2 separate regions of the Homo sapiens genome follow, and region 1 is linked to region 2. Evidence: chromatin loops called from intact Hi-C (ENCODE). Cell type or tissue: body of pancreas. All regions are shown on one strand. Each heading gives the region's core, and the rest is flanking DNA. Links, peaks and the distances in the headings are about the cores only. Region 1 overlaps GUCY1B1 (guanylate cyclase 1 soluble subunit beta 1). Region 2 overlaps CTSO (cathepsin O).

The links. Hi-C counts contacts between places; a loop is a spot of excess contacts. Peaks named below come from ENCODE experiments on the same cell type or tissue, not always from the same donor. Only the 100,000 strongest peaks of a DNase experiment are listed, where the experiment ranks them.
Region 1: a loop joins it to region 2, with 3.0 times the contacts of the local background. A loop is called at or near these places in 87 of 110 quality-filtered maps.

What each region holds. Positions count from the first base shown.
Region 1 is chr4:155,801,615-155,817,215 of GRCh38, reverse strand. GUCY1B1 (guanylate cyclase 1 soluble subunit beta 1) reads right to left here. Exons shown (of 14, transcript NM_000857.5): 10 at 14,637-14,874; 11 at 13,452-13,592; 12 at 12,469-12,623; 13 at 11,987-12,113; 14 at 9,405-10,830. The coding sequence ends at 10,807. Among named protein-coding and RNA genes, the nearest start is that of GUCY1B1, 50 kb to the right of the region's middle. In body of pancreas, for the core only: a CTCF peak has its summit at 7,251 (motif pointing left); no DNase peak of the experiment used is centred there; H3K27ac peaks cover 838 bases.
Region 2 is chr4:155,935,927-155,951,468 of GRCh38, reverse strand. It overlaps CTSO (cathepsin O), which reads left to right. Exons shown (of 8, transcript NM_001334.3): 2 at 8,205-8,313; 3 at 9,013-9,152; 4 at 11,931-12,098; 5 at 13,986-14,107. Among named protein-coding and RNA genes, the nearest start is that of CTSO, 10 kb to the left of the region's middle. In body of pancreas, for the core only: no CTCF peak of the experiment used is centred there; no DNase peak of the experiment used is centred there.

The sequences.
Region 1 (15,601 bases), core at 2,743-10,742, 130 kb after region 2:
ATTATGCCTGAATGCTGGGATGTCTTCATATATATCAACAATGTTTTATTATCTGGTGGTAAGGATAATTGCTAACAATTTAAAAATTATTCCCTTAACTTCATAATAAATTGTGATAAGTTCTAGACATCAATAATGCAAGAAAACGGACGATAACTTTAGGTAGGCCAAGAGAGATTTAGAGGCACTGGGACTTGGTGAAGAGTGAAGACAGAAAGATTCCTCGCTGAGGTGTCCTTTGGCTGGCACTGGGACGCCATGTGATTGAATATAGCCACGGGAATTTAGAAACTTGAGAAGAAGCATTTTTTTTTTTTTTTTGAGACTGCACTCTGTTGCCAGGCTGGAGTGTAGAGGCGCGATCTCAGCTCACTGCAACCTCTGCCTCCCGGGTTCAAGTGATTCTCCTACCTCAGCCTCTCAAGTAGCTGGGACTACAGGCACCAGCCACCATGCCCAGCTAATTTTTGTGTTTTTAGTAGAGATGGGGTTTCACCATTTGGCCAGGATGGTCTCCATTTTTTGACCTTGTGATCTGCCCACCTCAGCCTCCCAAAGTGCTGGGATTGCAGGCAGAAGAATTTTTAATCTTGAGTGTTTTATATTCTGCGCAGCTATTCCCTTCTGATATTATCCTTCAAATGTTCAACAATGCTTTGTTAAAAACTACAGCATGGCATCAGTCATGGATGTGCACATGTATATGATGAGAAGGCCGTTCCAGTAAATAAATCTACAGCCAATGCACAAAACAGACCATCAAGTGGAAAACACAGATACTTTACAAGTTGTACAAACGACATTCTTCTTCACCAACTCTTCTCCAGTATTTGGAGGAAGGATACCTGACAATTCTGAACCCCTACTCTGTGACAAGGCTCTGGAACTGGCTACTGGAGCCAATGAGTGGATGTGCAGTGTCTGACCTAATTTCTCCCACAGTCTATTTGACCAGAAGACAGTAAATCATTAAAATTGTAACGGATAGAAGAATAGCAATGGTCTTTTACTCAGATGCTATGGAAGCACAGACCTAACTGAGATTGGGAAAGCTGAAAAATTTCTTCTATATTTCTGGAAGAACCTGTTATAAGCCTTAGAAAGAGCCCCCTCCCTGCCCCAAATTTCCTTTGTCAGAAGCCCATACAAATAAGATTGAAATGCTAGTCATGGTGGCAGAGTGAGGAAGACTAAGGCTGACTACCTTTATGGAGGATTCCTTCCACATCCAGCAAGACTGCTCTCTTAGCAGATGCCTTAATGGGAGGATACAGTCAAGGACATGCTTTCCCTACTTGTACAGCTCATCAGGGTTTGCTGTTGGAGTTCATCAGTCCCCAAATCTGAAAACTCTAGAACCAATCTGGGTATCAGGCAGAAGAACGTAAGCCTTTTATACACAGAGGGGCGAATTAGCATCAGGCTGTTTTTCCTCCTGCACAACATATAGGTTCTCCCGGTCTAGCCTTTATAATCGCTGTCTTGTGATCCATCTTTAGGGGAACATGTTTGCCTTCCCTGCCTCAGCCCCCACTTCTTGTGCCCCAGCCTTCCACATCCTGTTGTTCAGAGTTAGTCGTAAAGTTTAGGGCCAATACCACCTGCCATATCTTCTTCACACTCCTTGCCTGCTTGCCTGACTAGAACTTTGTTACCTGACACACACTCATCTGGTGTTAAAACGCCCACCAGATGTACGCCACTTGCCAGCCGCTTGCTTATTTTGCTATGAGATGCATCCGAGCATCCTAGTTGGAAGCTTGGGCTCTGGAATCCATTTGTCTGGGTATGGATACTGGCTTTACCCACTCACTCTCTGTTTAACATTTGGGCAGTTCCCCAAACTTTATGTGCTCCAGTTTCCTCATGAGTAAAATGGAGTCGATAATAAGAGTATATACTTAATAAATTGCTGCAAGGATTAAACATGTAAAACGTTCAAATCACCATTGAACTTGCAGTGACTGCAGGATTGCTCCCTGATTTCCATGCTGGTAGTTGTGAGCCTGAGGGCAGCAGGGATCTGGTCACCACTTATCTCAACTCTCATGTCTGTTGTTTGATGGTCAGTTATAATACAGCACAATATTTAAAGAAATATATATTTTAAAAGCAAATTTTATAACTTTTATTATAGTATTAACACTATCTTTAAAAGAACTCTTTTTAAAAGTGCTTTACATGTCAAGAAATCCAACAAGCTGTATACAATGAGTTTTGAATTTCAAACATTCATGAATCAGGAAGAACTTTTGGTAAATTCACAAAAAGACATATGGTCAGTGTGACAGGAACATTTGCTCCTCCTGAGGTCTGAAGGGTTCTGAACTTTCTGATACACTTTACTGAGCACAAATCAAGTGAAAATTGTTCCTGTGTATTCAAGGGTACAAATCTTTTGGTAGTCAACTTTTGCATAATTCTCTTTCAGTTAATACTTTGGTAATATTACTGTCAAGTGCAAAAAGAGTAAGTTGGGTTGACAGGGAAAGAACCTTTAACAGGAATACAAATGAAAAAAAGAAATATGATGTGGGTGGTAACTGACTGATGAACTAGATCTTTATAAAGAGCCTTAACTTTGTCAAAAGATAATAGGTGCTTCTTAGTGCTTTATAATTGCTTCTTATTAAAAGACTGCAAAAGAATTGTCAGGTGAACATGTAAGATCCTTTATCATCTCAAATCATGAAGTTGCTAATGTTAGCAACTTATAAAATAGTACACTTTCTTTTCTGCAAATGTTGTTTGAGAAATACCTCATATAGAACTCATTTTCCTTTATTACTCTTTTTATCACCATTTATATTATGTTGTAGTATATAGAATGTTAGAGTTCAAAAGAAACACTCTATTCAAAACTACATCTTATAAATCAGAATAAAAAGTATAAACCTTCCTATACTCTTTTTTCTTAATTTAATGACCCCTTCAACTACTCAGCTACTTGTTTTGTTTTTATAAATAACAAGGTTGATCCAATCTTCTGGTAAGGAGGAAACAAAACAATCAAGTATCTAAGATGATTGTTTTGGATAAAAGATCCAATCAATAACCTGTATATGTAGACCTGCACTGTTCAATATGATAGCCACTAGCTTCATGAGACCACTGAGCACTTGAAAAGTGGCTGGTCTGAAATTAGATGTGCTGCAAAATGTAAAATACACACTGATTTTAGTGTATAAATACACACTGATTTTAAAGTGTATAAATACACACTGATTTTAAAATGTATAAATACGCACTGATTTTAGTGTATAAATACACACTGATTTTAAAGTGTAGAAATACGCACTGATTTTAGTGTATAAATATGCACTGATTTTAAAGTGTATAAATACACACTGATTTTAAAGTGTATAAATACACACTGATTTTAGTGTATAAATACACACTGATTTTAAAGTGTATAAATACACACTGATTTTAGTGTATAAATACACACTGATTTTAAAGTGTAAAAATACACACTGATTTTAGTGTATAAATACACACTGATTTTAAAGTGTATAAATACACACTGATTTTAAAATGTATAAATACGCACTGATTTTAGTGTATAAATACACACTGATTTTAAAGTGTAGAAATACGCACTGATTTTAGTGTATAAATACGCACTGATTTTAAAGTGTATAAATACGCACTGATTTTAAAGTGTATAAATACACACTGATTTTAAAATACACACTGATTTTAAATATTTAATTAATGATTTTAAATGTATTACATGTTGAAATGATCATATTTTGCTTATACTGAGTTAAATAAAACATATTATTAAAGTCAATTTCACTGGTTTCTACCTTTTGAAGTGTGGCTACTAGAAATTTTTAAATTTAAAAATCCATGTCATATGTGACTTATATTTGGGCCTCACATTGTATTACTATTAAACCATGCTGTTAGACATTACCCTTGCAGTGTTCTTTTTTTTTTTTTGAGATGGAGTTTCGCTCTGTCGCCCAAGCTGGAGTGCAGTAGCGCTATCCCAGCTCACTGCAATCTCCTCCTCCTGGGTTCAAGCCATTATCCTGCCTCAGCCTCCTGAGTAGCTTGGATTACAGGCACGTGACACCACGCTCAGCTAATTTTTGTATTTTTAGTAGAGACGGGGTTTCAACATGTTGGTCAGGCTGGTATCAAACTCTTGATCTCGTGATCCGCCCACCTCGGCCTCCCAAAGTGCTGGGATTACAGGCATGAGCCACCGCGCCTGGAAGTTTTCTAAACAGACTTAAAAACACTGTGCTTTAGAGGAAAAAATAGTTATACTAACACATTAAGAAATTGCAACCTCCCATTATTCAATATCCTGTCCAATACTTGCGATTGAGGATATACAATTATTAAACAGGTGCCAAAATCACCACTGCACACACAAACTAGCACTGTGCAAAAGGCTTCCAACACCAGACACACTTAACTTCATAATGCTTCCTGCCTGTAATGCTTCTTCTGGCTACTGGCTTCTTTGGACAGACCACTAGGGTTTTTTGTCAGATCAATTTGAAATCTACATATTTCCTGAGACTTGTATTTTCTTCAGGCCCTGCCCTCACCTTGTCTTGGATTCCAGGACACAAACTTCTCAGGGGACTCCCCTGACCCCCCCTCTTCAGAGCCCCAGTTGCCCGGGAGCAGAGGACTCAGTCGCTGATTTCACCCATGCCTGCCTTAGACTGTAATGATTTTTACACAAAAATAAACAAAATATCTTTGATTACGTTATTTGTACTAGTACATCTAAAACTGTATGTAGTCACAGTGTCAGATTTAGGTACTGTTGTTGTCCAGAACAATATGATGGTATTATATTCATGGGTATATAAAAATTATTAATATATTGACATTTATTCATGTGATGCAGAAAACCACAAAAGGGACAGTATTTACAACAGTTTAAAAGTGTTTTCTAAGTTAATACTTTAATTTTATGTGACTCCTTTCCCCCTAATGATCTAAAACTGTTTGGTAGGCAACTGTGGTCACTACTTTACATAATTGGGAAATATATTTCATAAGAATAACATTTTAAAAACCCCAACCTATATGTAATACTCACTGATATTTTTTACCTGTAATTTTTTTTGAGACAGATTCTTGCTCTGACGCCCAGGCTGGAGTGCAGTAGTGATCTCAGCCCACTGCAACCTCCGCCTCCCAGGCTCAAGTGATTGTGCTGCCTCAGCCTCCCGAGTATCTGGGATTACAGGTGCCCATCACAACATCCGGCTAATTTTTGTATTTTCTGTAGAGACATTTTCACCATGTTGACTAGGCTGGTCTCAAACTCCCGACCTCAAGTGATTCACCTGCCTTGGCCTCCCAAAGTGCTGGTTTACAGGCGTGAGCCACCATGACTGGCCCCTATATTTAAGCCCTATTTGGGATAGACTGTACCACAGCAATTGTGTGAGTACATATAATTGAAATAGAGACATACATTCTCTCCTTGTTTTCAGGTCATCAAGAATGTGACTGTTTATTAAACACTTAAATTTAGCTAACATAATTAAATATTATAGGGCACATTTTTAGTAGACATACATAACATTAATACTCATATACACTAATCAGGACCTTAGTCATTTTGATTTTAGCTTGGAGTCAAAAGTCCTCACCAAGTGTTTACCTCAGATTTGTTTATTTCTTGGAAGTTAGCTTTCAGTCTTTCGGTTGATCTATTCAACACTACTAGATTGTCAAAACTTTAGATTGTATTCCCAAAAGTTTCAGGCCAAAATCCTAGCACAAGAGTTACTGGAAAAGGGTACTGATCCAGACCACAAGAGAGAGTTCTTGGATCTCATCCAAGAAAGAATCTGAGGTGAATCCACAGAGTACAGTGAAAACAACTTTATTAGGAAAGTAAAGGAGTAAAAGAATGGCTACCCCATAGAGCAGTGGCATGGCTGCTGGACTGAGTAAACTTATGATTATTTCTTGATTAAATGCTAAACGAGGGGTGGAATATTCATGAGTTTTCCAGGAAAGGAGTGGAGAATTCCCAGGACTGAGAGTTACTCCCCCTTTCAGACCAGATAGAGTAACTTCTGATGTTGCCATGGCATCTGTAAACTGCCATGGCGCTAGTAGGAGCATCTTTTAAACTGCTAATTTATTATAATTGGGATATAATGAGCAGTGAAGATGACCAGAGGTGGCTTTCACTGCCATCTTGGTTTTGGTGGGTTTCGGCCTGCTTCTTTACTGCATGGTGTTTTATCAGCTGAGTATTTGCTTAACTACTGTTCTACAATAATCTGTATTATTATCTTTAAAGCAAAACGTATTCTTAAATTAAGAATACATTTATTCCTAAGATATTGGGACACCTGGACATTTCCTGGGTCTGTTAAGTCCTGGGTCTGTTTGGTAAACATTATTAACCTATTCCCTTAACTGTAGACATTCTGTGACTAAGAATGCCCAACGTCCTGGGAACGCAGCCCAGCAGGTCTCAGCCTCATTTTACCCAGCCTCTGTAAAGATGGAGTCACTTTGGTTAGAATGCTTCTGATACAAAAACCCTGGAATTGTTACCAACGAAATGATGGAATTTTGGAGCAATAATTTAGTTTGGATATCACCTTAACCAGCTCCTTTTTTTCAGATGAGGTAACTGAGTTGTAAAGTTAAGTGACTTGTAAAGGCCACAAGATTTCCTCACCAGAATTGGACTCAGGTTCTTGATTCTCTGTACGGTGCTTTGTTTTTTGTTAAATTTTGTTTTGTTAACTCACACTATATTTCTTCTCTTTGATACGGTATAAGTAGCAAGGAAGAATCACAAAAGCATTTTCTATTAATGTAAAATAAATTTTTTTCCAATTTTATCCTTATAAGTAAATAGTATCCTATTTCTATTTAATAACTTTTAACATGAGCTACAAGCAAGTTAGTTTACTCATAAAAATATTGTACAAAACTATTGTTCCTATTACAAATTGCTTGTTTTAGCAAATGTTTTTACCTTCCTGCAGAATTAGCAGGAAATATTTTGGTGACATTTCAGAGCAAGATACGTGTGGATAGATTTCATGCTATACAAATGGTCTTAATGAGTAGAAATAATTATTTTTATTATATTCCTTTGAACTTGAGAAAGAGTGGAAGGAGTGAATTCAAGGTTGCACACAGGAAGTGACAGCTAGGAGACAAGATGAACTCTGTCCTGTGAGAGAATGTCTCCTTTCAGTTCTTTTTCAGATTTCAATTACAAACAGCATTCTCTGCTGCCCTCTAGAGGTTCTATAAACCATTAGTGAGGGTGGTACAAAAAAAAAAAGAAAGAAAGAAACCTATGAGGGAGGTAAGCAAATTATTTTTCCTTTCAATGACAAAGGAAATAGAACATATCATTTGGTGAATCAAATACAGATTTAAACTGAATGAAATAGTGAATTAGTGCTAAGATACATATAATATATGTAATCTATAATATAATAAATATATAACTTATATAATTAAAAATACATACCTTTAAAATGGTATTTAATTGTTAAAGTTTAAAACAATTCAGTTCAAACTGATAAACTGTTATCGTTTCACAACATTTGGTTCTAATTTTTTGGTGGTTTCCACTGGGTTTGTTTCAATAATTGGCAAAGATAAATGTATTTATTGATTTTTCTTGTTGACCCTCCTGTTTTTTCATGACATGTGCTGTCCATGATTCAACTATAACAATATCTGTTACCAAAGATTTGTAAGTTTTCATTTCTTAGATTACCTTTTAGTCTTTCTGAAATGGCAAGCCAAAGTTCCAACTCCTCTGACTTCTTCGTATTTCAGTTTGATCTGCCAACAACTCTAGTGAGTGGTTATTATAATCTCTGTCTTTACAATGACCTAACCAGGTTACACAAAGGTTAAATGACTTTACCAATATCATGGAGCTAGTAACAGGTTGTTTGGAAATTCAAAGCAGTTTGGCCCAACTTGGAAAAAAAAGTTCTATTCTCTCCTCGCATTAATGCTACCTGAAAATCATTGTTTTTTAAAAATGTATTCACCAGAACTTCAAAGCCATGCCTAATATTAGGCACCTTTCCTCTAAGCTCAGTTACCTTTCTACATCCTCCACCACGTGTAATGGAACCATCAACTACCCACTAAGCAAGCCAGAAGCTTTCTACTTGGCCCTAACCTTCTCATCCCCTTTGGCCTGTGCGTTATTATGCACTTTTAATGTGAATCTTGACTGCTCTTCAATTAGCCTCCTGTCCTGCCATCACCTTAAAGCAGGCCTATGCATGAAGTACAGTAGCCCCCTAATGCCAACCTTAAACCAGGCTCTTTCCCTCTAAATTAGCCCCTGCACCAATGTCAGCATGATTTTCTCTAAGCACAAGTTTAACAGTGCCATTTTTGTGCCTCCTCTTTTCTCCAATCTATCTCATTTCTTATTCCTCCTTCCCTTTAAATCTGGCTTCTAGCCCCACTGCTCGAAGAGGCTGCTCCCTCCATTCCTTTGTTCAACAAATATTTGTCAAGTGCCTATTTTGTGGAAGGTTCAAGGAATATCTGGTGTAAGAGGAACTAATTTAGCCATAAGAAACTTAAAGCCTAATAAGGAATCCTATATATAAACAGATAATATGTGAACCATTGTAAAGATCCTGGGACAATAGGGGAAGCTAAACTTTCCTAACAGGGAAATTTCCAACAAGAGGATATTGAGCTGAGTCTTAGCAAGAAATGAATTTGCAGCAGAGTATGGGTAGAGGGTATTCAGACAGAGCAGAGCATAGAATTACAAAGGTAGCAACTAGCAGATAAGGCTGGTTAAGGTGACAATGTTTACATGCTTTGCTAAGGTGTACAGACAATGAGTAGCATTTAAGTGATTGTACGCAGGAGAGCAATTTGGATTTGTAAAAGACCACTCTGGCAGCAATTTGAGAGTGTGGAATGGAGGTGGCAAAGGTAGGAAATAGACAGATTTATAGGGAAGATCTTGCAATTGTTCAAGTTACACATGATGAGTGCCTGGACTTCGAAGAGTGTTGGCGGAATAAAGTAGAGATTTAAAAACATGCAAGATGTAAAAATTGGAATATGAGGTATTCAAAGGCAGAGATGTTTTGTTCAATGACATTTCTCAAATATCTTGAGCAGTACCTACCCAAAGTAGATGCTAAATAAATATATGCAGGATTCTGGGAAGATGACAGTGTCAATGTAGTTTCTGAGTATTCCTAACTCTCCCCCCAAAATAAGCATAACAACTATCCCCACTTCACCTCTTTTCTTTCAAGTTACTCTTTCTCTAAGTATTATTTCTGCATTTGAATATATTTCTTCATTATGAATATCGCATATTTTCATTACTTGTATACATGTCTATCATCCCTAAATGATTCAGAGCTCTTTAAATAAGCTGATGACATTCAATATTTAACTGTTTCCCCTTTCCATGCCCAGTCTTTATTTCCTGTCACTCTGTTGGTATTAAAAAGAAATATAGCATTTAAGAATATGCTGTCTATGAGGAGTCAGTGAAAATTTATAATGGTAGCAAATAGGCAAAATTGTAAAATGTATTTACAAAATAATGGCATTAATAAAATGAAAAATAATGTTAATATTTTTATTGAAATAAAAACTGTATAGAGACACGTGAAAAAAATAATTTATTACAGACTCTTTTACACATTAACATGGAACATTTATACATATATCGATGTGCTGATATGAAATACTAAATTTAAAGGCAAACATTTTTACACAAAAGTAGTTGCACTCTATTTTATAAAGATAGATATTAATAAGTTATCAGAGACATTTAAGAGCTAGAGGCCAATTATTCCAACAGTAATGCATTCTATGCTGAAAGTAAACTAAGTTTTCTGAACATGATGTCCTGGATATAATCACATTCTTCTAAGCTAAGGAAAGGGAGCTCATTTCTGGGAATACAAGGCCAAGAAGGGCTCTAACAGCAGTATCCCAGCAGTGTGTTTCCAGATTTATTCTTGGATGTGGTTGGAGCTCCCAACATTTAGCCTGAACTAATGTAACAGCTCAATGTGAAACAATGCAGCTTTCTGTAACAGCTGCCTGTGGTTAATGAGATTTAATACAGGGGATACAGTTACAAATGATAGCATTTTAGAAGAATTATAATTGCCATATGATTTGAATTAGTAATCAAATACTTTAATAACAGAAACGTGTATTCTATATTTCTGAAAGGGAAGTAGCATACTTCAAAATAGTCACTATTTTCTTAGCATGATATGTTAATTCTTACTTTGGGAGTCTGAAAATAAATTGCATTTTTTCCCCTAAAACTTAGAATTCACTCCTTTAGAAAATGATTTCTATAATGATATACACCAACATGATATAAACTTTATTACATTATAGTCATTAAAATATACATATACATATATGTGGAACACTAAACAGATTTGGTAAACATGATATAAATATACACATGGCCAAACACTGTTCAGTTTCATTTAACTAAATTCAACAAATATTTATTGGGTGCCTACTACTTGCAGATCACCATGTTAGGTAATGCTTGTAGTAGATTTTAAGACACATGAAGCTCACATCATCCACATCAAAAGCCAAACTTTAGATAATATACTAAAGCCTAAAAAGTAATAGAAAGCAGAGCTAAGGTTGAATAACGGATAGTGAGAGATATATCTAGAAGAAAGTCTTGGGGTAATGGACAAGGACAAAAGAAAATCTGTATCCATAGGGAAGAACTGCTCCTGGGCTTGGCACGTGTTAGGAGAAAACTGGAACCTAGTCTGTACTCCTCTTCACCCCATAATCCAAGATTCAGTCATCATCCTGCTTTGTTTCCTTAAATAGGCAGAAGAAAAGAGGGATTGATTTACAGTGATAGTGAGGTTTATAATATCAATTAAATATATTTTTCTCTTTATGAGAGTGTGATCCACGTTCACATCTACAGTTTCTGTAAATCATTCCCACCATAATTCTGGGAAAAACAGGACCGCACGACTAAGATGACCAATGTTTGAGGTAATTACGGCTTAGTTTATCAGAAGAACATCAATAAGCATGTCCACCTCATAGGAAAATGATTTAATGTTAAACCAGGTGAAAGAAGATAAATATTTCAAACCCTGGCATTCTATTCCCTTTAGAAGTTGTTATGCCCTAAAAGCATCTTTAGAGAGTTTATACACACTAAAAGAGAAATATGAGCATGCAGTCTTATCCCCCATGAGGAAACAACACATCAACAGGGTAACAAAGTATCAAACTTGCTTCTGATGCCACTCCTTACAAAAGGCTAGGAAGAGGCTAGCCATGATCTTAGTGTGTGCAAGGCCTCTATGAGAGGTGTGATTCCACTTTGGATGTGCCACTGTTCTGAAGTCCATTCTAGCACATGGGCTCTGCCTGGAGTATAACCATAGTAGTAGAAAGAACTTAAATCTTCCCTAAGGAATTAATCAGATTCTAGCAAGTTAAAAATCACTCATCTATCTAGGAGAAACACATGAGGGACTAGGATTTCCAAAATTCCCCAATCACTCCATAGAAAGATAGCCTGCCCCTTAAAAGGATCTTAAGCTTCATGGTTAAGAAACCTCCCATGAACCACAGCCCTTATCTGTGGTGATCTCAGAGCCAACTTAGAGAGCTGAGGAAAGGGGTCAGGGGAGCCCCTCACAGCCCACTTACCTTTGAGCCAGACTACAGAGGAAGAGCAAAACAACCACAACAGCAAGAAAAAAAGCAGCCTTCTCAATCCAGTCTGTTGGTTTTCATTTCATTAGAGGACAAAAATCACTAAAGTATCCCCTAAAAAGTACTTATGATTGTAATTGGCTCATTAATGTTCAATTATTTCCACTGCTTTACTTAGAAGTTAATTTCTGTTAGCAAGAATTCTTTTCAAATGAAATACATTTTCAGTGATTTTGCTTTAGTTTTCCATACTTATACTCTGTCTTAAGTACGCAAATTACACTTTGATTAGTCATACCTCTGTTCCTGTATTTTTTCTGGATAGAAACCAAACTTGCATTGGTTCTTTTTTGCCCTTCATGGACACTGGGCCTCTGTGCTCCAAGTGGAATTGTGGATCTGAATTTTCTGGAGACATAAGACATCTAAAAGACAAGGGAAGGGGAGTAGAGAGAGAAGTATACACAAGTTTTATAGAGAAGGTGACATGTATCATGTTATAAACCAAGATGGCAAGAACAAATGCTGAAGTTGTACTGAAAGGTAACTCAAAGCTTTAGAAACAATGATCATATCAGGATTTCCTAAGATGATGTGAAATCATATAAAATGGAAATAATGACACAATCTTCTCAAATAAAAAGTAAACAACTCTACAAGCAGTGGGGAAGAGTGAAGGTGATAACTCTGTTAAAGCAACAAAATCTCTCAGAGAATTAAACCACATGCAAAGACACATTTTCTTTGCAAATCAGTAAATACCAAGACATTTTCTCTCACCTGTATGTATATTCAGACACATTTATTTTTCCCTTTTCTCCTGTGGTTTCTGTTCGGCTTGTGAGGTTGACAGTATTCCCAAAAAGACAGTATCGAGGCATCCGCTGTCCTATGACACCTGTAACTACCTCTCCAGTGTGTATCCCTATTGTTATCTGCAAAAAAGAAAGCTTTGCTTCAATCATTTTGATCACTAACACATGAATTTTTTTTTTTTTATTTTACTTTAAGTTCTGGCATACAGGTGCAGAAGGTGCAGGTTTGTTACATAGGTATATATGTGCCATGGTGGTTTGCTGCACCTATCAACCCATTATCTAGGTTTTAAGCCCCGCACGTATTAGGTATTTGTCCTAATGCTCTCCCTCCCCTTGCCCCCAAACTCCCAACAGGTCCCGGTGTGTGATGTTCCCCTCCTTGTGTCCATGTGTTCTCATTGTTCAGCTCCAACTTATGAGTGAGAACATGTGGTGTTTGGTTTTCTGTTCCTGTAACACATGAATTTTTGCTTACTTTATATTACAGAATAATGTAGAGTCATCATATAACATCGTAAGAGATGTCTATAAGAATTTCAAGCATATTATGGACAACTTCAAAAGCCCTCCATGAAATCTCTATCTCCCCAGGGAAATATCCTATCTCAAGAGAAACATTTGAAGTCTGAAGATTTCAAAGATGTGAATCTAGTAACTTACATGAGACATGAAAGAGGTTTTAAAAAATAAACTAGAAGGTACAAGAGGTTTTTTTCTCATCCCCATGACTTTCAGTACATGAAACGGACTAGATAATTTCAAACAGGTAGATAAATCTCCATGTCTATGAAAGAATGTAGTACAGTGGGCTGGATGAAATGCTATAGTCTTTGTTGTCAAGATGCCCTTCTTTATACACGTTAATGATTTTCCGGACAACGATATGAATCAATTGTCCAAAAAGGTTTACATACCATTATTACAATATCTACTTCATTTACTAACCTGAACAGATTCACCATCTACTTGAACCTGGCCAGCAATTTCCATCATGTCCAAGGCCAGGTGGCAGATGGATCGTGCATGGTGAATGCATGGCTCTGGTAAACCACTCACTGTCATATACTTGTCACCAACAGTCTCCACCTAACAGTACATATATTTAGATGTTCACGGTTAGCATAAAAAAGACTGTTTCATTTATTACCCTAACAAAAAACATATTTTTTCAAGTCTACCAGCAACTTTAAGCTTCCCTCCCCCTTTAATTCTCTTAAAATTCTAATATATTCAACTCCAACAAAATGAAACCTTGCAATTACTTATAATTTACACACATGATGGACACTTGGGGTCTTTGATGACGGGCAGGTACAGACATAGAATTATTTTTCCTTTAGTAAGCAATTAATTTCTCACCTCAGATAACTTTATAATTCAGAAGAATAATTTTTTACATTTCTACCTAAAACAGTGATGGCTTGACGGCATGGAGAGCCACCATTTCAAGTTCAGTGATTTATCACGGTCATTAATCATTTGTTTGTATGATGTGCTCACCACATGCTAGAGTGTACCTCAGAAAATGACTATAAAATAAATAGTCCTTGTGTAGTTATATTACCCCAGATATCTAGAGATGGTTTACTTAACATTCTTGCCTTTATGTAGCAATATTCCACTGACTTCTTTTTTCCAATATTATATTTATTTCTAAATGAAACAAAGGGCAAAAACGCCTTATAAATGTTTATCTTCTTCAAGTTGATGTTATCTAAACGCAAATCTGAGTCCTTCTCATGCTTCATGACTTCTTTACTGTACAAAGCATTTATATATCTCAGTAAAAATGTCTCTTGCAGAGGACTAAAATGAATGCTATGTTTATACTACATGTGATAAACAGCCTGTCCAGATTTGTTAGCCTAAGTGCAAATAAGATGGTGAACATTTCATTTTAACCAGGGAATCACCCACTTCATGAAACATTCATTGTGGTTACAAGGAAGAGACAGTTTTATAACAAGAGGCAATTATTTAAGAACATGGTAAAGAGTGAATACATGGAGGCTCACTGTACTCAAGGCTGCAGTGCTGGAGTCAGAGAGCTGTGATGACATGGCCTCTGGAGGGGAGTCTCAGAACGCCAGCCTCTGGATAGCTCTGCAGTCAGCGATAAAGAACACTTGCCTTATAAACAAATGGGTTTTTCCGGGAATCAGTCAGTGTGTCAAATCTGGTGTAGAGGTCGTTGAGGAGGTTGACGATCTTCATGGCTCCTTCTCCAGATGCATGCTTGCTACAGAAAGCATTGAAGCCCACAATGCCACTAAAGAGGATGGTCACATTGTCATATCTTTTGGCAGGCACTGGACGCTTGTGCCGCAGCTCATTGGCAACAGACGGAGGAAGGACAGAATACAGCAATCTGTTCAGTGGGATCAGCAGAAAGCCACTGTAAGAAATACTGGGAAAGCCTTTAGTGCTTCTGCTGTCCTTTTCACACAGCATCAGTGTCGTTTGTACTTTAAAGGCCTGGATTCTAGCAGGACATCCTCTAAAATTAGCATCAAATATTAGCTGTATTTATAAGCAAGGATTTACAGAAAACATAAATTATTTGTTCATCCTAATCACATAAGACATCCGCAAGCCCAAACTAGTTCAAACCAAATCAAAATAAGCCAAGCAAACAGACAAAACAAAAAGACTGGTAATAGAAAATCAAAGTTTTCATTTGTAGTCCTGTATTCTGACCCTGCTATTACGATAGTCACAGTATGAAGACTGTCATTACCAGCACCTAAAACATGGTATGAATAGCACAATAATGGAAACAGGTTTGCCTCTTAGAATAAGAAATATGTCTCTATTTTTGGTAAGTAATATTAAAAGAAGCAGAATTTCTCTCCAGTCTCATTCATGCCTCACTCCTCCATAGAAGAAACTGATAAAACCAGAGGAAGTTGGTCTAGAAAATAAATTATTGTATTTCTTTAGGTACAACTGAGACTACTATGGGATCATGCTAAGGGACAAATGTGAGCACACAGGAGGAGGATGACAGCTGGTGAATTTAGAGGGAAAGAAGCAGAAACTAGACCTATGGGCTCTGGATTGGAAGACTGAAGAGGAACAAATGAAGCCTTCCTGCC
Region 2 (15,542 bases), core at 2,526-10,525:
TTATGGGATGCCTCACAAGACACCTGACTTTGGATGGCACCCCTTATCTCTGCACTTTCACTCCTTTAGAAACTTCCAGTGCTCAGGAAGCTCTTAACTATTGGATTTAGCCTACTCTCCTTTGTGCCAAAACCTAGCTATGCCCTCATATTTACTGATGCTCATTATTTTACCACAGAACATTTGGTATTCTTATCCTTTTGGGAGGCACAGACCCAATATTGGATCCAATAAAATTTGCTTGATACACTCACTTTAGAATAATATCTATGCCAAAGTACATGTGATTTTACATAAAATTTCCAAAGCTTTACCTTAAGACCAGTTGCCGTAATGACACAGGTTATATTATTATAAGATTATTTATATATTTAGGAATATTTATTTATGTGTAAATAGATGGCCATAGCATCTTTATAACAAGTGATCCTAACTAATGAGCCACTTATATGTGCTTGCCGTAATCAGCCCCTTGAAATCTGGAATTAGGTCCTCCAAATAGGCTTTATCCAAGAAAGCTTTAAAACCTATTTTCTACCTCAGTGGTCCCCAAACTTTTTGGCACCAGGGATTGGTTTCATGGAAGACAATTTTTCCACGGACTGGGGTGTGGGGGTGGGGTGAGGAGGATGCGGATGATTTCAGAATGAAGCTGTTCCACCCCAGATCATCAAGCATTAGATTCACATAAGGACTGTGCAAACTAGATCCCTTACATGCACCGTTCCCAGTAGGGTTTGTGCTCCTATGATAATCTAATGCTGCTGCCGATCTGACAGAAGGTGGAGATCAGGTGGTGATGCATGCTCGCAGGCCCCTCACCACCTGCTGTGCAGCCTGGTCGTTAACAGGCCACAGAACAGTACTGGTCCATGGCCCAGGGTTTTGAGACTCCTGTTCTACCTTATATAAAGATGAAAACACGAATTTGATGTTAGATAAGGTTGTTCAGCAGACTTTTTCTGATGAATCTCACTTAAAGCATACATTGACTAAATGGAAATATATCATAAACTTAAAATCATAGGTTATAATTTATTCATCTTCCCATACATTTATCCAATACTTTATTTAATTTCCACTGTGTCTAAAGAACTGGTCTGGGTTTTCTGAGGGATACAGTGGAGAATAAGACGCGTGCTGTCCTGTAAGAAATGTACACAAAAAATGAATATCGTTATGTTTAAGCATTGTATCCTGTAAATAAACATTTTCCTGTAAATAAAAAGAATGTAAAGACTTATACACTGGAGAAATAGATTCTCCCAAGTAGTTCACAAAAGAATGTATTTTTAATTCAATCTTTTTGTGTACATGCTCACACAAATCCTGACTACACATTTCTTATCATACATAGTAAACATATATCTGCAATATGTTTACACACACTTCAGTACACTGTATAGAAAATACTTTGTCTAAGAAACTTTTCAAAAGCTGTACTTTATAAAAGTGTATCCTTAAAAAGCTTTTATTGTTCTAATCCAAGGCTCCTCAACAGTGGCACTATTGACATTTGAGAATGGATAGTGATTTGTTGTGGGGGACCTTCCTCTTCATTGTAGGGTGAGTAGCAGCATGCATGGGCTCTATGCACCAGATGCCAGTGGCATCCCACCAGTATGACAATCCCCAGTATGACAAATGAGGGACAAAATTATCCTCAGTTGAGAATCACTGATCTAAAGTTTACAACTCCTAAGTCTTCCAAGAAATTCTCAGTGATGCTCTTTGTATACAAATATTTTACCTTTTTTGCTCATCCTCAGCTTTACTGCAATTTCCAGAAACGAAAGCACTCCTAAGGAGAACATTTTAAATCTATGTGTACAATTTATGATTTATCCTATGAAACTTCAAAATCTGCAAATGAAAGTTGTTAAAAGTCTGAGTAATGGAACTGCAAGACAAACAATGAGTTTAAAGTGCCGAAGATAAAGTGAGCTTCCAAAGTACCTTAGGTGTCTCTGTTAATTTCAATATAAAACTTATCCCATGGATACATGGGATTCATTGTAAGGGAATACACACATCATTGCGTATATTGATAAAGGCAAATAAATCATCATTAGTGGAAGGAAACCTAGATATCAATGGGGAAAAATAATAGATGTTCACTGCCTTTTCAGCTGATAAAACAGACATGAAGTCCCTTAAAGTTTATAACGCTTCAGTAGATTTCTTGCAGGCTAAATAACTATACCCCTCCACCAAATACTAGTTGTGTGATCTTAGGCAAATCATGTATCTGTTTCTCAGATTTATTCTTCTGTGAAGAGGGCTAATGTTAGCAATTACCTTTATACAGGGCTAAGTTAATTCATGTAAAACACTTAGAATGAATACTTGCATTCAATTTAACAATCCCTTCAACCCTTTGTATTTAGTGCATTCAGTGGCTGAGAACTTTCCTTGTAGAGAAATGAAAACTCAACAGTTTGCTCATAAAAGATTCGCTTACTCCTTTAGAAACAGTTGAGTACATGCAAGAAGAAAATACATGATTTCATTTACTCTTACTTAGTGGCAGTCTGTGAGAAAGATTTCACAGATTTTTCCCCTCAGGGAAGTAGATTAAGGAAACATCTGAGAACCCCTCAAGTCACCCTCCTTGGGTTTCTACTCTTTGATTGTTTTGAACATGACCATTTTCCTCTTAACTTACCCTAGCCGGAGCATTATCTAAGACTGTGGTTACCCACAGCTGGAAAGGTAAGAGGGCCAAGATGCCTGAGATAGCTGGAAGGGCTTTCTGATCCTGTAAGAAAAATGTTGATTTCTGAGGAATTTTAAAACTGCAGCCTAACCTCCTCATGAGACTGGTTCAGGTCTCTTGTCAATAGAGTTATCCTGTTTTATGATCAGACTGAACCCATCCTCTGTTTGTTGTTTGGCCTTGCTGGGATGTTTCATGACTACTCTGCAGTTCTTATCAACCTCCTTTAGCATACTCATGAAGCATCCTAGCTAGGCTAACAGGCGGGAAATTAGAATATGGAAGACACTGCTTAGAAACATATTACATTTAAATCACAGTTCAAATATGTGATCACCTCCAGTACACATGTGCACACACACACACACACACACACACAAAGGCAGCTTTAAGAGATTCTACCTCTTAGAAGGATGGCTGCTAGAAGTCATAATAAGGATAGCTTTAGGGACAGAGTCTTACAGGGACAGGGTCCTAGGTATGAATTTGAGAGGTTATACCTATAATAAATAGAGACTTAGTATGCACAAGACGTACTAATGCCCAAGGGACATGTTTTTCCTAGTTTTATAATCAGGATAATTTCTTCAATCTCTTGGGTTCTGAGTTACCCTTCTGTTCAGGAATCTGGTATCTCCCTTTGTAACTCATTCAATTAAACACATTTAACAACAACAACAAAAAAAAGGTGAAGGTAGTTATTTTTCACCAAATCTGTTCACCAAGGCTGTTCTGATTTATCAGCTCTAATTTTTCTCATGTAAGATCTAATTTTTAAACATCTGCACTTTTCAAAAGTATCAATGAGAAGTTTCCTATGTATTCATCAAAACTTTACGTCTTTCCTCTCATAAATGAAGTTAAGGTTCAGGTCTTTTCTTTAATATTTTATATGACTTTAGAGATGGCTACTCTAAATTTGCTCCCTATCATATCCTCTGTTGAGAACATGTGCCCACTGATCCTTTACCTAACGGAGGTTGTTGGATGTAATGAGCAGCAAGGGCCTCATACAGACTTCAGTTTGTGATGCGTCTATGAAATCTTTAATAGCCAGAATCAAGAGAGACCGGAAAAGTCACTTAAAAGAATTGATAATTCAAGAAATGAAATACAGGGCTTTTTAAATTTTAAATGATGTGAAACCCATGTTAGTGAACTTGATAAGTGTATAGCAAACAAGACAATAAATAAATAAGAGAATAGATATTCTTGGATATACTGATAGTATTATTTTACCATGAAAGCAACAGATTGCTTTCAATAGATAATATTGATCCTCATTTCTAATGACATGAGAAATACTTGCTCCAAGTGAATCTGAAAGTATGGTCTTTGAGCGCCATTTCTATAATCCAAATACTCTGTTTAAAGGAAAAGGAAGATAGAGGATGAGAGTATTTTAACTGAGCATTTATTTTGCCAGTCTCTGTAATAAGTGTTTTCCAATTATTATTTTATTTCATCCTTACATTCTTCCAGATCAGTATTACTCCATTTGTTGATGGAAATAAAGCTCAGAGAGGTTGATTATATAGCCAAAAATTGCACAGCAATGGTAAGACATTTCAAATTGTTGCAAAGTTAAAAAGAGGCCAGGCGCAGTGGCTCATGCCTGTGATCCCAGCACTCTGAGAGGCTGAGGCGGGCAGACCACGAGGTCAGGAGATTGAGACCATCCTGGCTAACACGGTGAAACCTCATCTCTACTAAAAAAAATACAAAAAAAATTAGCCGGGCATTGTGGCGGGTGCCCGTAGTCCCAGCTACTCGGGAGGCTGAGGCAGGAGAATGGGGTGAACCCGGGAGGCGGAGCTTGCAGTGAGCTGAGATCACGCCACTGCACTCGCCTGGGCGACAGAGCGAGAATCCGCCTCAAAATAATAATAATTATTATTATTACGCTGTGTTCAGAAGCCTCCAAGGAAGTACTTTTAATGTTATTAATGGTTTTGCAAAATCAAAACAAGTGGGTAGAGATTAGTGGTAGGGAGAGGACGAAGCAGAGCACTTAGTGGTTTAGAGTATTTTGCTGTTGGCAGGAAGTCAACAATTTGTATAAAGATTGAGTAGCCCTGACATGGGCTATGGAGAGCTGTGAAATGACAGGAGTCATTACACCAGAATAGCAAATGGAATTCTTTTAGAAGTTGGCTCCTGGTTGAACAAGTGGAAGACAGCAACATTTTCAGAAGTCCTGCAGACACTAGTGCCGCTGACATAAAGAACAGTGTATCAAGTGGTAACAAATAGAAAATATATGTGGAGATATTTGTCTTTTCAAACACATGGCACAAGACCAAAACCAAGTAACTGTTATTGGAATCATCATTGAAAATTAGGGACATAAATATTTAAAATAAATAAATAATACATTCATTTATTTCATTATTAAATTGGTGTTATTATAACTACTTCACAACCGGAACACCTAAACTTTGGATGGTGAAATGACACTTATAAGGCAACACAAAAATTAAGAGAAGTACATGGGAACTCCCTGCCAACGATGTATAAGTTTGTTTCATCTGGCATTTGCCAACTTGAGTGGCAATATATTGTTTCTCTCGTAGATGTCACAAATGATCTAGTGAGATAAACTTGCATTAGCTCTCCAACTAAATAGAGTATGTGGCTCAACTACTGCCTCCCCTCCCAGACACACGTGTAGAACCCACACGTACAGCATTGCCTACACTCAAGAGTCTAAAATCCATTCCTAGAATTAGATTTTCTTAATTAAACAATTTGTGTAATTTTAAGGATCTTGAAAGGGCGTACCAGTCTATACCTCATGTGCGTGCGTATGTGTGTGTGTGCGCATTTGGTGTGGTGTGGTGTGTGTGTGGTATATTCCTTTTTTGTTCTGTTAATATGGTGTATCGTACTGATGATTGATTTTGAAATTTTAAACCAACCTAGCATTTCTAAATAAACTTCACTTGGTCACAATATATTGTCCTTAACATATATTGTTAGATTTGATTTGCTATTTTGTTAAGGATTTTGTGTCTACAGCGTATTTATGAGGGATACTGGTATGTAGTTCTATTTTATTTAGATACATTTTTCTGGTTTAGAATCAGGGTAACACTGGTCTTATTTAAGTTGCAGCGTATTCCCTTCTTCTTGATTTTCTCAAAGGATAATATTGGTATTACTTCTTTCTTCATTGTATAAAGTTCACCAAAAAGCCACCTGGGCCTGAAGTTTTCTTTGTGAGTCAGTTTTCACTTACAAATTTAATGCCTTTAGCTGATAAAAGGCTGCTCAAGTTTTCTATTTCTCCTTTCATCTTTGGCAATCTGTGCCTTGCAAAAAGTTTGTCCATTTTGTACAGTTTGCCAATTTATTGTCATAAAGTTGTCAAAATATTATTCTTCTAATGCCTGAAGCATCTGTAATCATGGCTCTTCTTTCATTCCTAATATTGGTAAATTGGTTATTCATGTCTTCTCATTCTTTTCTTATTTTTTATTTATTTATTTATTTTTTTGAGTTGGAGGCTCGCTCTGTCGTCCAGGCTGGAGTGCAGTGCTGTGATCTCGGCTCACTGCAACCTCCGCCTTCCAGGTTCAAGCGATTCTCCTGCCTCAGCCCCCTGAGTAGCTGGGATTATAGGCGCCCACCACCACGCCCGGCTAATTTTTGTATTTTTAGTAGAGACAGGCTTTCACCATGTTGGCGAGGCTGGTCTCGAACTCCTGACCTCAGATGATCCACCGACCTCAGCCTCCCAAAGTGCTGGGATGACAGGTGTGAGCCACTGCTCCCAGGCTTTTTTTTTTTTTTTTTTTAATCAATCACAGGAGCAATTCCTGTGAACTAATAGGGAGAGGTCCAGGTAGAGCTATCTGATTGCAATGTAATTCTGACCCTGAGTGAAGGAAAAAAGGAAGGAAGACTGGGGAAGAGTTCCATGCTGTCTCACAGTCCAAGGAAACTTTGGTTTGGCAAGGCCATCAGGGAGTCATTAATCAAAAACCAGCTGTCAGGGGAGTCCCATTTGTCTCCCAAATAGCAAGCCTTAGCACTAAGTCATGAGCTAGGTGCAGCCCGTAAGAACTGTGGCTTCCCTTGGTGTGATCATGGAGATTTCAACTAGCAGCAGCTAAACTCCCTATAGAAAGAAGGCTGGGAGGCACATTCTCATGGCTGCCACATTCTCTCCTGTGCATTCTTAACATCCTACATTTTCAGTGCCTTCCTGACTACTCCAGCTCACAAAGATGGCCAGGCAGTACTTATTGAATGAATGAATCCTCTGAATTCCTTAGCAGTTAATAGTCTCTGGCTTATATTTGTCATTTGCCATATACAGAATTACCTTGTATTCTAGTTCTATTTTTACATTTATATATCCAGGTTATATTGAAAGCCTTGCTTCATCAAGATTATTTTAAAGTACCTCAAAAACTTTATTAATTTGTTGATTAGCAATCTTCCTAGGTATGCACAAAAGGAAAAAAAATAAGATTATGACAACTTCCAGCAATAATTTACTTAAAAATAAACAGCTTAAAGTTATTAAGGGCATGATATGGAAAATGTCACTTATCTATTTATTCAACAACAAACACTTATCAAGGATCTATTGTGTGTCAGCCATGTGCTAAGTGAGTGTCTCACCATAAGGAATAAGACATATAAGCAGTCATCATTTTGCTTATAGGTTTTTGATACAGACACACAATAAACACATAAGTACATAGACAAATATGTAGAAGCGCTAGGGTTGGAAAGGTACCAAATGATAGCCCCCTGAAATTTTATTTATTCTATGTAATTGGTTAGTATTACGAAATTGAAGCATGTTTATATATAAAAGATAAGCTTAAGATAAATTGTCACAAAATTCAAAGTTGAGAAATCAGTAAATAATGGTCACATTTCCCCTCCAGATAGAGAAACCAGGCTATCTTCTTCAAATATTTCCAGAATTGCATCTGTCACAGAGCCTTTGTACCCTACATGAGATAGAGATATCTATAAAGCTTTAATAGAATCAGATTGATTTATTAATTTATTTACCCAGTCTGTTTTTCATGCTTCATTACTTAGTTCCGGGAAACACAAAGGTGAAGAGGACATATTCCATATTCATAATTGTTTAACCACATGAGTGAATGTCTAAAGGTGACAATTTGCTTCTAGTATCTAGTGTTTATTTGCAGTCTATTTCTTTTTTCCCACTATGTCAATACTTTAACAGCTGTATATGGAATGCTTGCAACAAACCTGGTGATGGGGAATTATAAATGAATAAAATACACTTTTCTCAGCCTCAAAAAATGTCTGCAATTAGATAATAATTCTAATAGAAAATATTTATGAATCTCCTATGGATATCTTATACAACTTTACATTGTAGTCTGAAGGAAATCAAGCTTTAACTTTATAATTGAAAAATTTCTCCAAGTTAGTTATACACAGTTTACTTTGGAAAACTGACATAGTGGATATGAAATAGTTTTTGTTTTTCTTCTAGGAAAGTCTTAATAGACATCGATACTTGAATTCTTTATTTCCCAGTGAAAACTCCACCGCCTTCTATGGAATAAATCAGTTTTCCTATTTGTTTCCTGAAGAGTTTAAAGGTATAGTCCGATGTTGCTATTTAGGTGGTTTCCTGATTTTAATTTGCTTGCTTAACTTTTGATAAATATTTCATTGTAAATCTAATATATTGAGTAATAGTTAACATTTATTAAGTGTCTACTAAATGTCAGGCATGTACCATGTGCTCACATAAGAAAATAAATTCATGGCCAGTCTCTTCTAATTACTGCTTAAGAAATGAATGTTATAATTATGCACATTTCCATGTGGCTATAAAGGATAATTGTCTAATCACTTCTGCAGTTTTCTAGTGCTTTTTCTCTTCAGGACACACATGGTTCCATGGGTTATGATAGAACAAATGATGTCAATTATACTTATTTTTATTATTGACCTGGTTCTATCAAACAAATCATTTTATGTGTCAACTCCAGCCTTATTGTAGGAATTCTCTTTTGTAGTTTTTAATGAATGCATTTTATGTTATAGAAAAGCACAAGAGAAAATCTAAAATAGCAGGTCTACTAGAAGGCTACTGTTTCTTCTTTAAAAGTTCCTCCCAAAGAATCTCAAGGATATAATATAATATAATATTGGTTGTCTTTTAGTATAATATTGGTTGTCTCCCTATAATATAATATTGATTGTCTTTATATATAACAAATATATATGATATATATAATATAATATATTGTAATATAATATTGGTTGTATTTTCATTTTATGTTTCTACTCAGCCATTTATTTAAGAAGCAAACCTTCCAAGTTTCCCAGATACTCAGCAGAAGTACATATGTCCATCCCCAATGTGTCTTTGCCGTTAAGATTTGACTGGAGGGACAAGCAGGTTGTGACACAAGTGAGAAACCAGCAGATGGTACGTTGAAATCCCTCTTCTTTTCTAATCATCTAAGCATTGAAAGGCAGCTTTGAGGTCAAGTTTAATCAAAGTTGTAATGGAAACATCATTTCTCTAGGAAAATCACATCTCAGTCATCCAAAAATGACAATGAAAAGAGAATCTCTGGAGGAATGAGAGTCAAATGTCAAAGCCCTGACTTTTATTTCTGAAGATAAACCTTCCTTGCTGTGTACTCTTACTAATTGCCATTGCCACCAACACAATAACTCAGGGATACTTCCCAGTAGCTGTAATAACAGCTCAGGGATACTTCCCAGTAGCTGTATCACAGATACCAAGCTTTCTGTACAATAGCAGATGAGAGGCTGGAGAAGGTAAACATGAGCACTAAAGGCTTAAATGGTTCAAGAAAAAAAAAGTGAAAAAGTAAAATGAAAATGGATACATTTACCAACAGTGTGGCCGAATCTCCTGGGTTCTCAAGCCTCATCTTGCAAGCTCTGTCAGAAAATCTGCCCCCGTCTTCACAGGATCATATACCTTTGAATCTGTGGGCCTTAAAAGTATAGTTAGTAGTCAGTTCAGCCATAACGTGACGCATACATTCCAGAAAATCACCACCTATGCAGAATTGAGCAGTAGCATGACAGGGATTATGGGAGAAATGAGGTTAGGTTACACTACCTACGAGCTTAGTCAATGACATATGTTTTAAAAGACAGAAAACTAATAGACACAGTAGCACAGTTTTACACATGTTTACTGATTAAGAAATATGTAAGTACTGCAATAAATATAGCAATTTACCTTGAAAAGAGACTCAAAGTGTGCTGAGGACATGGGAGTTGGCAGGGCAGCAGCTTGTGAGTTATTCTGAAGTGGTGGAAGGAGGTGCCTTTGAACTAGGAAGGAAAGTGGTAAGAGCAGATGTGGGTGGGTATGACCTATAATGCATGTAGTGAACCCACCTAGCTGGCAGACGTTTGAGGGGTGTGTGCATACTTTGCTGACCTTCCCTACCCGTCTACACTCCCAACTGTTGGCATAGGGAATGCCTGCCAAACAGGCAAAGTCAAACCCCTAACCAGAGGGGATAGTCTCAGTTTGTCTGCAGTGGAAACCTCAACAGATCATTCAGCCTTCCCTTTTATGGAAAGTGTTTTGGTGCCAGCTGTTTCGCAGTCAATGTGTAGTTAGAATGATTTTTGCTTCTCAGAGTCTATATTTATTTTTGTACATTAAGTTTTACCACCAAATCATTTGCTTTATTATTGGATTTGTAATAACATGTCAATTAGACATAAATCTAATCCTTTCAAAAATTGTCCACAGTGTATTGAAGAGGGAACTTTTAATTAGAGATCTTTAATTAAAGGAATGTATGAGAGACTTTTTTTTTTTTTTAAGCAGGAACTGCCCTTGTGGCTTGACTAAAGCTGGCTATAGGGGTGATGTCAGCAGCCTGTTACCTTTTCTCTTTTTTTTTTTTGAGACGGAGTCTCACTCTGTCACCCAGGCTGGAGTGCAGTGATGCGATCTCGGCTCACTGCAACCTCCACCTCCCAGGTTCAAGAGATTCTCCTGCCTCAGCCTCCTTAGTAGCTGGGATTACAGGTGCGCACCACCATGCCTGGCTAATTTTTGTATTTTTAGTAGAAACGGGGTTTCACCATGTTGGTCAGGCTGGTCTTGAACTCCTGACCTCATGATCCGCCTGCCTTGGCCTCCCAAAGTGCTGGGATTACAGGCATGAGCTGCCCTGTGTTCACCTTTGTCAAAGTTTGGAGACCCTGCTGTATGGTCACTTAGTGAGTGTTTTTACTATGCCATAGGCACTAGAGATAGAGATATAACCTTTAAAAAAGCACTTAAAGCCATAAAGTTGCTCAAAACTTAACTCTGCAAAGATATCCAATTGTCATTCCTTTTTTTTTTTGGTCTAACTCTGCCACACATGGCCCTCCAGTTATGTTAGTTTCATCCAGTCTCAAATCCTACTCTCTTCTGCCTTTTCTGTGGATCCTTCTTCCTTTTACGTGATCCTACGATCCCTAATTTCATTCCCTCTGTCTCCTCTCTTTCTTTCAGGACTAGTTCTTTTATTCTTTTGTTCTAGTTTGTTAAGTAAAAGCAAATTAAGAGATCCACTATCAGCATGATTGGCAGCCAATACTGGAGTAATGACTAATATGGATTTATATCCTTAGGACATTTCATGTACATCCACTATAAGCATACTTAATCGGGCATCTTTATAGCCTAAAGAGTAATTCATTAATATTTATTAATTCTCTTATCTCCATCAAATAATTAGCACAACATGCATCTTTCCCCTCCTCACCCTTAGGATGGAAGTGGTGTATGACCATGGAAGCAGAGTGTCCTTAAAAAAGCAAGGGGGATGGAAGGTTGGGGCGGGAGTCGGCACACACTCTCCAGAAGAAAAGCCACTTACAAAGAGAAGTCACATATTCAGTGAACTGAATGGTCTTTTAGAAGATCATCAGTTAGCCCAAGTATTTCCTCGGTCTCTAAAAATTCACTTTTATCTTGCATTGCCAAATTTAGAATAGTAATAATGCTGACAACATGAACTAATAATTAAATGATGCTCAAAAGAGACTTTTGGTTTTCTCTTTTTTTCAGTTTAAAAATCTAGAGGATAGGCGTATTTATTTTGTAGGTTTCCAGAATCTGGAAGCCTTACTTGATTTGATAACTTGTTACATTTAGAGATGTTGGTAAGTTGATTTAAACCCTGGAAATACCACCCCTTTTTCTGTTTTTAAACAGTGTGGAGGATGCTGGGCCTTCAGCGTGGTGGGGGCAGTGGAATCTGCTTATGCAATAAAGGGGAAGCCCCTGGAAGACCTAAGTGTCCAGCAGGTCATTGACTGTTCGTATAATAATTATGGCTGCAATGGAGGCTCTACTCTCAATGCTTTGAACTGGTTAAACAAGGTGACTAGTCTCTCAACCTCTTAAACTCTTTATTTCCTTTTTTGCTTGTTTACTGTGTGTTCAAAATTCAAACAGTTTGTTCACATATATTAAATAATGTTTCCACGTTCGGAAATGTAGATGATCAAAGCATGAAGTAATTAATCAGAATATTTAAAAATGAATCACTTCTAGGCAAAGCAGTTGTCAAGAAATCAAAAGGGGAAAAATCTGAAGTCTGTCTTCAGAGAAATATTTATATTTATTTCTTAACATTTCTTAATATATACATGCTTTTTTGCAGATCTGAATATCTCATAATATCCCGGAAAGATGAGAATATATTTTTTTTATTTTCATAGAATTTCTGAATGTTAAGGTTAAAAGGAACATTAGAGACTAATTTTTTAGCTCTTTTTTGTTGTTGTTGTTTTTGAGACAGAGTCTCACTCTGTCACCCAGGCTGGAGTACAGTGGCACAATCTTGGCTCACTGCAACCTCCACCTCCCGGGTTCAAGTGTTTCTGCTGCTTCAGCCTCCGGAGTAGCTGGGAACTATAGGTGCCCACCACCACACTTGGCTAATTTTTTTGTTTTTTTTGTTTTTTGTTTTTTGTTTTTGTTTTTTTAGTAAAGACATGGTTTCACCATATTGGCCAGGCTGATCTCGATCTCCTGACCTTGTGATCCACCCGCCTCAGCCTCCCAAAGTGCTGGGATTACAGACATGAGCCACCACACCCAGCCTGTAGCTCTTTTTATAGATGAAGAAATGAAGCCTGAGAAGTGAGATCATTTTGTCAAGTCAGTAGCTGAGCCGGAGTTGTACCTTCAGTCCCCAGCCTCTCACAGTAGGGCTTTGCTCAGTATACCCCAGTGTCCCTCAGCGTTCTTAGCACTTGCCCTGACAGTGTCCCAGATCCGATATCAACTGCATGAAATTTGCCAATGAGGGTGCTATTAGTTTCTGTAGAACGTCATCAAACCAGAGTTCCCCAAACCTGAATTCTCTTCCATTATCCATTGGTTGCATTTTTAATCACGTATTCCAGGACCTGCTCTGTACACACTGTAGACGACAATGAATTATGAGTCTCCTCCCTTTCATTAGCCTAGCATTCAAAAAGGGAGGGTTTTGTACAGATAACTATGAAGTATTTGACATATGCTATATGAATGGCATAAAAGTGAAGTGATAGAAAGAATGCTTGACCTAACCGTTGCCTGTGTATAAACCACTGGATGGAATCTGAAAGACTTGGCAGAACCAGAAGCACTGGGAGGAAAGTGAGCTGCCCTATAGCACCGTCAGGAGAAAGATGACAAGACTGTTACTAGATCCATGGAGGATCTACAAAAGGATGCTGTAAGATAAAGAGAAGTAAGGGAGAAGGAAAGATATTGACTCCAAATGTCTAGACTATCCAGAACAAGCACCTAAAGATTTAATTTATAATATTAAAAACCCAAAGTATAGGCTGGGCACAATGCCTCACACCTGTAATCCCAGTATTTTGGGAAGCCAAGGCAGGTGGATTTCTTGAGTCCAGGAGTTTAAGACCAGCCTGGGCAACAGAGTGAGACCCCATCTTTACAAAAAATACAAAAAATTAGCCTGGCGTGGTGGCTCATACCTGTAGTCACAGCTACTGGGGAGACGGAGGTGGGATGATCACTGGTGCCCAGGAGGTGGAGATTGCAGTGAGACGAGATCGAGCCACTGCACTCCAGCCTGAGCAACCAAACAAAACTCTGTCTCAAAAAAGAAAAAGAAAAAAAAAAGAACGCAAAGTATATCCACATGATGAAGGTGTGTGAAATTGAACCTGTTTTGACACAGTGAAGTAAGTTCTATTTGATTTATAAAACAATTGACAGTAAACATGTTCAGTGATTGTTTTCTTTTAGATGCAAGTAAAACTGGTGAAAGATTCAGAATATCCTTTTAAAGCACAAAATGGTCTGTGCCATTACTTTTCTGGTTCACATTCTGGATTTTCAATCAAAGGTTATTCTGCATATGACTTCAGGTAAAGATCTTATTGTATTATGTTTTTCTTTATACATTTTTAATTTATGATCTATTGACTGGTTAATAATTTGTTTGAAGGCATCACTGCATACTCTTAATCCTTGTAAAACATACTTTTTACTAGAAAGAGTAGCAATTACAATGAAATGTTGTAAATGTTGTTTCTTAATTATAATCTACTTATTTTCCCAAGTGTCATTACGATAGAAATGAAAAATTTTAATTCTGTGTAAGGTACAATTTATATGTATATTTATTTGTTATATTTTATATTTTATTATACTTACAAATTATTAGTGCATAATTTATATTTATATATACCACCTTCATCTTATCAAATTTAGGTGTTATATTACCATTAGCATATTTCAATCTTAATGGTGAGTCCATCCAGAATTGCTTTGTACAGACTGTGCAGCTAATATCACGTAGGCTACATATCAGGAAGCATATTTTGAACACCTTCTATGTTCTTTGCATTTTTCAAGACATCAGCCATTTGAAAAATATAACACAAAACTTCAGATTAGAGAAAAGAGGGAAGCATATACTACTGAAGATAAATTATGTAGCATACACTATAAGCATGATGGGAATGTAGGGATAGATAAAGACAGGCTGAGGAAAAGGACTTGTGTTGGAACTGAAGGGCAGGATAACTTTGGATAGTTTTGGGGAAAACAATCATTAAAAATGCTTTAAAAACACATGAAAAACACAGAGCTGGCTGGAGACTCATCATGACCATTTGATAGAGTGCAAAATAGGTGTTCATGGGTGAAAAGGACAAAGGGAGACCCAACCAACTCCTGGCTTCATTAAGAAAATATATGATGGGAACTTTGCAGTCTTTTGAAACAGAGAAAACAGGAACTAAATTAAATTTGGATAAGGTAACAGAATCCCCTATGACTTAGTGGTCCTGAATATAAAATAATCCCTTGATCCAGATGGTATCTACCCATGGGATCTGAAAGAAATCAAGGGTGAAATTGCGTCCTTGAACAAAATGTACCCGTTTAAATGAGCATAAGTGTGCCAGAGAACTGTCAGGTTGTCAACACAGCTCCGGTCTGCAACAAGGGTCCTCAGGGTGACACCAGGAACCATACACCAGACAGCCTTAATTCCACAGCTGGCAGACCATGTAGGATTTATAATAAAATGTGCAGGGTCACTGAGTACCGTGGTCAACATCTCATTTGGGGATAAAGGTAATGTGCTTTCTAAAATCAGAAAGTATGCCCTATAAACTCTGACTTCCTTGAGAGTATAAGGGAAGGATGTGTACAAGAAAAAACTAGATTTACAAAATATCATTAAAAGGGATTAAGGGAATCCCTTATCATGGTAGGAAATTGAAAAAAAAATTAAGAAGAAGCAAAAGAATAATAGGCATTAGTCTGAATTAAGGGAAAGAGAGAATGCAGGAG